2 separate regions of the Homo sapiens genome follow, and region 2 is linked to region 1. Evidence: read pairs that join two places in POLR2A ChIA-PET (ENCODE). Cell type or tissue: A673. All regions are shown on one strand.

Region 1 (4,000 bases):
GTTTACAAACCTTGAGCTAGATACAGAGTACCGATTGGTGTATTTACAATCCCTGAGCTAGACATAAAGGTTCTCCAAGGCCCCCCCAGACTCAGGAGCCCAAGTGGCTTCACCCAGTGGATCCCGCACCGGGGCTGCAGGTGGAGCTGCCTGCCAGTCCCGGTGCCCTACACCCACACTCCCCAGCCCCTGGGCGGTCGATGGGACTGGGCGCCATGGAGCAGGGGGCGGCGCTCGTCGGGGAGGCTCGGGCTGCACAGGAACCCACGGAGGCGGGGGAAGGCTCAGGCATGGCAGGCTTCAGTCCCGAGGGCTGCCCCGCGGGAAGGCAGCTAAGGCCCGGCGAGAAATCGAGCACAGCGCAGGTGGGCCGGTACTGCTGGGGGACCCAGTACACCCTCCGCAGCCGCTGGCCCAGATGCTAAGTCCCTCATTGCCCGGGGCCAGCAGGGCTGGCCGGCTGCTCCGAGTGCGGGGCCCGCCAAGCCCACGCCCACCCGGAACTCCAGCTGGCCCACAAGCGCTGCATGCAGCCCCGGTTCCCGCTCGCGCCTCTCCCTCCACACCTCCCAGCAAGCTGAGGGAGTGGGCTCCAGCCTTGGCCAGCCCAGAAAGGGGCTCCCACAGTGCAGTGGTGGGCTGAAGGGCTCCTCAAATGCTGCCAAAGTGAGAGCCCAGGCAGAGGAGGTGCCGAAAGCAAGCGAGGGCTCTGAGGACTGCCAGCACGCTGTCACCTCTCAGTTCCAGCTATTTAGGAGGCTAAGGTGGGAGGATCTACAGAACAGGAGCCTGAGAGGTCGAGGCTACAATGAGGCATGATCCTACCACTGCACTCCAGCCTGGGTGACAGAGCGAGACCCTGTCTAAATAATAATAACAATAATAATGTCAATTTTTGGGGGTAAGACCTGGGCATTGGTAGTTCTTAAAGCTTCCCAGGTGACGCCAATGTGCAGCCACAGTTGAAAACTACTAACTTAAACCAGCGGTAATCAAGCTTTGGCATGTATCAGAGTCACTTGGAGGGCTGGTTAAACCTGAAATTGCTGGCCTACTCAAGTTTCTAATTCAATAGGTCTGGGATAGTTTTACCCACTTCTACAGGGTCAGAGGATTGCATATCTAATGAGGTACCAGGTGCTGCTGCCGCTATGGGACCACACTTTGAGAACTTCTGCTCCTGACAGTTTCACCCAGGTCTCACTCAATCTGGGTGCTCATGGCACCCAGATATGATGTCTCTTCCTAGTCCGTATCCCCTCCCTTGTTGGAGGCCTCTCTAGAGCTCTATAGAGATTCTGTAGATACAGGAAGCAAGGACTTTAATAAAATAGGAGACACTAGGAAACTTGGCCCCAGATAACAGGGTTGATTATGGAATGAAAGGGCAGGGGGCAACATAGTTAATTAACTGGAATGTCTGTGTCACTTATTTAATATATCCTGTCAGTAGTAAGAGGTGATTTTCATCCTGTGACCGGCGGCACTGGTCTTGTAAATGGAGCAGCCAAGGGATACTGGCCACTTTGGGAAAATCTGCTTTCAATCAGACCGGGCATTTAATGACTGGGATTGTGGCCAAGCTGCTTGCTGTCTCTGAGTCTCAGTTTCCCACTCTAAAAAAAAATGAAGGTTAGAATAAGACTTGCTTTGTGGTATACTTGAGAGCATTACATTAGCATTTGAAAGTGCCTATGCAATAAACGGCAGCTATTCTCATTACTACGTTATTCTCCTTGGCACTGCTGCTGTCGGTGCCCCTTATGTAAAGATTCTCAGCACCAAAGTGTGCTTTCAGTTTAGTGCTGGGGAGATCATCTCTCATCCGACAGGTCACAGGCGGGGATGCTTTTTATTGGTTGATGGCAGCTACTGTATTTACCAGGGAAGCTCAGGGCTAAATCCTGTGAAGTTTTGACAATCACCTTCAGCTTAAGCTTTCTGGCATAATTCCCGCTCCCCTTGATCATGCAGCAGACGCTCCTTTCTTTACTTACTCCATCTCATTCATGCCACCAGCTAATCTTTTCTCCCACTGGCTTCTATGATTCCAGAAAGAAATCTGACTCTTTGCTGTGCCTGACTGGATGCCTACTCAGTCATGTTTGAAGGATGGATGTAGTCATCTAAGTGAATACGTGATCTAAAGTATTTTTTTGTCAAGGAGTGATTTAAAAATAATAAATTATTAAATATATGGGAAACATATAAAGGCTCTGGGTTCCACTGACCTCATTCATGAAGTGGAATCAATGCTACTACTTGGTGGAAAAAAAAGAACCTCCCTTCCCTTCCCTTCCCTCCCCTCCCCTCCCTTCCCCCTCCCTTCCTTTCCCTTCCCTTCTCTCCCCTCCCCTCCCCTCCCTTCCCTTTTCCTTCCCTTCTCTCCCCTCCCCTCCCCTCCCTTCCCTTTTCCTTCCCTTCTCTCCCCTCCCCTCCCCTCCCTTCCCTTTTCCTTCCCTTCCCTTTCTTTCCATTCCCTTTTCCTTCCCTGCCATTCCCTCCACTTTCCTCCCCTCCCCTCCCTCCCCCTTTCCTTCCCTTTCCTTCCCTCCCCTACCCTTTGCCTTCCCTCCCTTCCCCTCCCCTCCCCTTTGCCTTCCCTCCCTTCCCCTCCCCCTCCCTTCCCTTCCCTTTGCCTCCCCTCCCCTCCCCTTCCCTTTTCCCTCCCCTTCCCTTTTCCCTTCCTTTCCTTTCCTTCCCTTTCCCCTTCCCTTCACTTCCCTTTCCCCTTTCCTTTCCTTTCTTTTTTCCTTTCCTTTCTTTATTTTTTCCTTTCCTCTTCTTTCCTAACCTCTATAAGCCTGGATGTCCTCAGGTATAAACTGATATTGATGCTGTTTCCATTGCAGGTGCTTGTGAGACTGCCAGATATGGCATCTGTGTGCCCCACAGGGCACAGTGCCATTCCTTTTGGATGTTCAGTTGACTCTTGGTTCTTTCTCTTGCCTTCACCTTGCCTTATGAGGATTTAGATCCAACAACGCTATGGCTTTTGCAGAGCCAGGACTGAGAGGATCAAGACACCCCATCCATGACATTTAAGGAGGTCCTCACTCTCAGGATTGTGCAAGTGCATGGCCAGCCTCCGACAGGAAGTGCATCCTTAAGTTTTGCACCCTAAATATTTTGCTTGCAGTGCCCTAGTTCCCACCCTGGACTTCTGGGTGACTTTTTATGTATCTATACCCCCCACACTATTTAAATGGTGTCTCAGTCTGTTTTGTTAGTGGTGCCATAACAAAGTACCCGAGACTGGGTCATTTATAAAGAACAGAAATTTATTTCTCACAGTTCTGGAGAATGGGAAGTCCAACATCACGGCACCAGCAGGTAGACTAGTGAGAGTCTGGTCTCTGCTTCTAAGATGGTGCCTTGAATGCTGCATCCTCCAGAATGGAGGAACACTGTCCTCACACCGTGAAAGATAGAAGGGCAAGAAAAGGCTAACTCCCTCTGTCAAGCCCTTTCATAAGGTCACCCAATCTCATCCATGAGGGCAGAGCCTTCATGACTCAATCACTTCCCAAAGGCCACACTTTCCAATACAGTTGCACTGGGGATCAAGTTTCAACATGAATTTTGGAGAGGGCAAAAACATTCAAACCATAGCAAATGGCAATCATGAAACTGGCTTAGAATCCACTTTGGGGTTCTCAAACCTGCAGGAATCTAATTTTCAAATCCAATCAAAACAAGGGGCTGGGCTGGGCATGATGGCTCATACCTATCATCCCAGCACTTTGGGAGGCCGAGGCAGGTGGATCACCTGAAGTCAGGAGTTCAAGACCAGCCTGGACAACATGGTGCAAACCCATCTCTACTAAAAATACAAAAAAATTAGCCAGGCATGGTGGCGCACTCCTATACTCCCAGCTACTCGGGAGGCTGAGGCATGAGAATTGCTTGAACCCAGGAGGCAAAGGCTGCAGTGAGCTGAGATCGTGCCACTGCATTCCAGCCTGGGCAACAGTGCAAGACTCTGTCTAAAACAAACAAA
Region 2 (4,000 bases), 110 kb before region 1:
CTCTAACCACAAAGCTCTCTGGCCCAGCGCCATGGCTACTATGAGGATTAAAGCCATCTGGAGGCTACTGAGTGTGTTCAATGACAGTAATTGGGTTATATATATGTTTGAGATGGAGTTTTGATCCTGTTGCCCAGGCTGGAGTGCAATGGCGCAATCTTGGCTCACCACAACCTCTGCCTCCTGGGTTCAAGTGATTCTCCTTCCTCAGCCTCTGGAGTAGCCAGGATTACAGGCATGCACCACCATGCCTGGCTAATTTTGTATTTTTCGTAGAGACGGGGTTTCTCCATGTTGGTCAGGCTGGTCTCGAACTCCCGACCTCAGGTGATCCGCCCACCTTGGCCTCCCAAAGCGCTGGGATTACAGGTGTGAGCCACTGCACCCAGCCATGAGGTAGGATATTTATGCCACATCACTGCTTGATATAGAGTGAAAATAAAAACAGATTTAAGAAAAGTTAAGCTAAATTTACAGATGTCAGAACTCCAATAGCTACTGAAAAGAAGGATACTAGAGGTGAGTTTGGGGGCATATTCTGAATTTTCGATGTCCTTCCCTCAAACACACCCCTTTGTGGTGGTCAGAGCCCAGAGCTGGCCAAGGCTAGGTGGACTAAAGTGAGAGCTACCAGGTACCATTGGGCCCTGCATAAGGACACTTGACTGAGAGGACCCAAGGGAGGGCTGAAGTTTCAAAAAGCCAGCAGTGGCCACTCTCCGTGAGCCTGAGCTCATGTGTGCTGGGCTTGGCCAGTGAACTGGGATCTCCCAGCTGTCCCAGGGCAGCCACTCTGCCTCCAATTGTCTCTTCCTGCCTTGGTAGAGCCTCTCTCTTCTCATTGTGATGCCTGCAGCCTGGAAAATCATGGATAAAAAGCCCTGATTGAAAGGCACTAATTACCCATTATTATTTTCCATGCCGTAATTTGTGCGGAATGAGATTTCAATCAGTTGTCGGGGATCAGCCTGGTTTTGACTAATCTTTCTAACGACAAGATGCTTAATTACAGATTTTTGCCTGAGCTCCAGAGCGTGCAGAGGGAGGCAACTCTCGCTGAAGCCACCATGCTCTTGGGTCATCCTGCAGCCCTGGGTCCCAGAGGGCCCCCAAGGGGAGAAAGAGAAAGAAATCATTAGGAAAATATTCCCAAGGAGGCCAAATAAAATGGCACCACCACAGAGACGGGGCTGTGTTAGCAACATGGACATAGAGGGTATTGGGGGGCTGCTTTCTAAGTCAACTCATCCTCCAGAACAGGTCACCACTTGCTGTGTCTCTATTGCCCCCATCAGCCCCAGCCTCCCCCAAAGCAGCCTGGCATTCTAGTTAGTAAGTTTGAGCAAGTCATTAGTTTCTTAGGGCTGTTTTATTATCTGAAAGTCACCAGGGTAGTCAGAAAAATCTCTGAGAACTTATGATTCAGTGACTCCAGCTGTGCTGAAGTGTGTGTCCAGAAAAGTGTTACCTATTGTTGAAAGCTGAAAGATACACATACCCAAGATTCAATCACACAGGAGTGATTAAAAAAAACACCATCTATTAATAAAATAGGCAGTTCAGGCCGGGCGCAGTGGCTCATGCCTGTAATCCCAGCACTTTGGGAGGCCAAGACGGGTGGATCACCTGAGGTTGGGAGTTCCAGACCAGCCTGACCAACATGGAGAAACCCCGTCTCTACTAAAAATACAAAATTAACTGGGTGTGGTGGCTCATGCCTGTAATCCCAGCTACTCAGGAGGCTGAGGCAAGAGAATCGCTTGAACCCGGGAGGTAGTGGTTGTGGTGAGCCGAGATAGTGCCATTGCACTCCAGCCTGGGCAACAAGAGTAAAACTCTGTCTCAAAAAAATAATAAAAATAAAAATAAAATAAAATAGGCAGTTCAGATTACTCAGAGGGAAGGTCAATTTGAATTGATGAAAAATCTGAGTTTAAGTTTTATGTGTGTGTGTGTGTGTGTGTGTAATTAATGGATCTCAGTGCACAGAATTGGATTCTTCATTATCGCTGGTTCGTAACACTTAACCATTGGCCTACTTGCCCCTTCCTTCCTTCCTTCCTGCCTGCCTTCCTGCCTTCCTGCCTTCCTGTCTGCCTCCCTTCCTTCCTTTCTTCCTTCCCTACCCTCCCTCCCATGTAATAAGTGCCCATGAATCCATATTCAACAGGAAAACTGGAACCTTGACAGTAATTCGCATCTAGCCACATGGTCCTCCCCATCCTACCCTCCTGTTAGGGGCATTCTGCAATCTTTAATACTATTTTAAAGGAAATTTAGTTACAGTATAGTAGTTCTAGGTGCCTGAGGGGCTGATTTGTGACTCATAAAGCCTTGCTGGAGGGTCTGAGGATCTGCTTTAATGGATAGCTCTTGATGGCCCCTGGTTAGCAAATTAATTATTGAAATGTACATAAGAATCTCTCAAGTGTTCAGAAACCATTTTTCTTCTGTGGAGTGGATTCCCATGTCAGTTTTGTTTATCCTCTTAATTTGCCCAGCCAGCTTCTTTCCCTCCTGGTCTATGGCAAGTTCCTTGAAGAATCATCCTCAATTCTAGGTCTGGGGGCCTTGGATGAGGGAAGGGGTTTGCTGGGTTTAACCACAGGCCTGCCCACTGCTGGACTTTCTCAGAAGAATCACAGCCTCAGGCAACATCCACTGAGTGCCTGCTTGTCACCTGCGCTGTTCTAAGCATTGTGCCTTCATTGGCTCTTGCTCAACTCTGTGAAGGAGGTGCTGTGATTGAGCCCATTTTACAGATGAGGACCCTGAGGTCCAGAGAGGATGACCTGATTACTCAAAGCCAGCAGCAATTAGGGATAGAACTGGCACGTCTGCTACCAGCATGCAGGCTTGTAGCCATTAAGTGGCCCAGCTGCTTGTTCCAGTTCTTAAATGCATGGCCCCAGCAGGGATGAGGCTCTGGGGGCCGTCCTTCAGCCTGACCCAGATTCTTGGGTGTGGTGGGTAGATTCTACCCCATAGAGGAAAGCAAGCTGGACGCTTATCAGGCCAGTCCATTCCTCTGCCTGCTGCCCTCTGACCAGCAGCAGGCCACCTAGTGTGGGAAAGATCCTTGAGATTCCAGCGTAAAAAACAGTGAGAGGCCGGGCCTGATGGCTCATGCCTGTAATCCCACATTTTGGAAGGCCGAGGAGGGCAAATTACCCAAGGTCAGGAGTTCGATACCAGCCTACCCAACATGGTGAAACCCGTCTTTACTAAAAATACAAAAATTAGCCAGGCATGGGGGCACACGCCTGTAGTTCCAGCTACTCAGGAGGCTGAGGCAGGAGAATCACTTAAAGCTGAGAGGTGGAGGTTGCAGTGAGCCAGATGGAGCTACTGCACTCCAGCCTGGATGACAGAACAAGACTCCATCTCAAACAAAACAAAAACAAAACAAAACACCGATGATGATCTCTTGTTGATACCCTGAAATCTGTCTTCCTCTAGAAGTCTAAGGCAAAATAGTTCAGCAATTTGAGTTTCATTCAGAACTTTTGAGATTCCCCTGCTCTCTGCATTAGGAAAATCTTCAACCTGCTTTGTAATCCAGCAGAGCAATGTCCAGCCAAGGCAGGAAGAGCCCCCCAGCAAGCTCGGTGTCCCCTGGGGATCAGGCTGCGAAGGGAACAGGGTCCCACGCTGGCTACTGAGAAGGCCCAGGGCAGAGATGAGTTGGGGCACGAGGGAGGCCACGTTTAATCAGATGGGGGTGAAATTGAGGCCAGGGCAGCGCTTGCTAAGCTCCAGTTAGGAGATGAATCAAAGGGAAAATGATGCCCCAAGGGGCTTCGACCACTGACTACTGCCCTTTCAAAGGCTGCTTGGATGGGCGTCTGTTCCCTCCCCATGAAGAGTCAATAGTTATCGATCCAGTGGGGAACTGGGTCCCAGCCAACCACAGATGATGGACTTGACACTCCCCGCTCCTCCCCAGAACACAAGGGTCAGCTGCCTCCTGCCTCATCCTGCAGCAGCTACTCCTCCTAGA

What was found. Peaks named below come from ENCODE experiments on the same cell type or tissue, not always from the same donor. Only the 100,000 strongest peaks of a DNase experiment are listed, where the experiment ranks them.
Region 2: POLR2A ChIA-PET joins it to region 1 with 5 read pairs; 2 of 35 experiments call an interaction of 5 or more read pairs at or near these places.

The regions. Positions count from the first base shown.
Region 1 is chr14:76,536,576-76,540,575 of GRCh38, forward strand. No RefSeq gene overlaps it. Among named protein-coding and RNA genes, the nearest start is that of ESRRB, 160 kb to the left of the region's middle. In A673, no CTCF peak of the experiment used is centred here; a DNase peak (open chromatin) is centred at 1,676; H3K4me3 peaks cover 782 bases; H3K27ac peaks cover 1,485 bases.
Region 2 is chr14:76,427,907-76,431,906 of GRCh38, forward strand. The region is part of intron 1 of ESRRB (estrogen related receptor beta); the gene reads left to right. Among named protein-coding and RNA genes, the nearest start is that of ESRRB, 54 kb to the left of the region's middle. In A673, no CTCF peak of the experiment used is centred here; a DNase peak (open chromatin) is centred at 2,165; H3K27ac peaks cover 1,666 bases.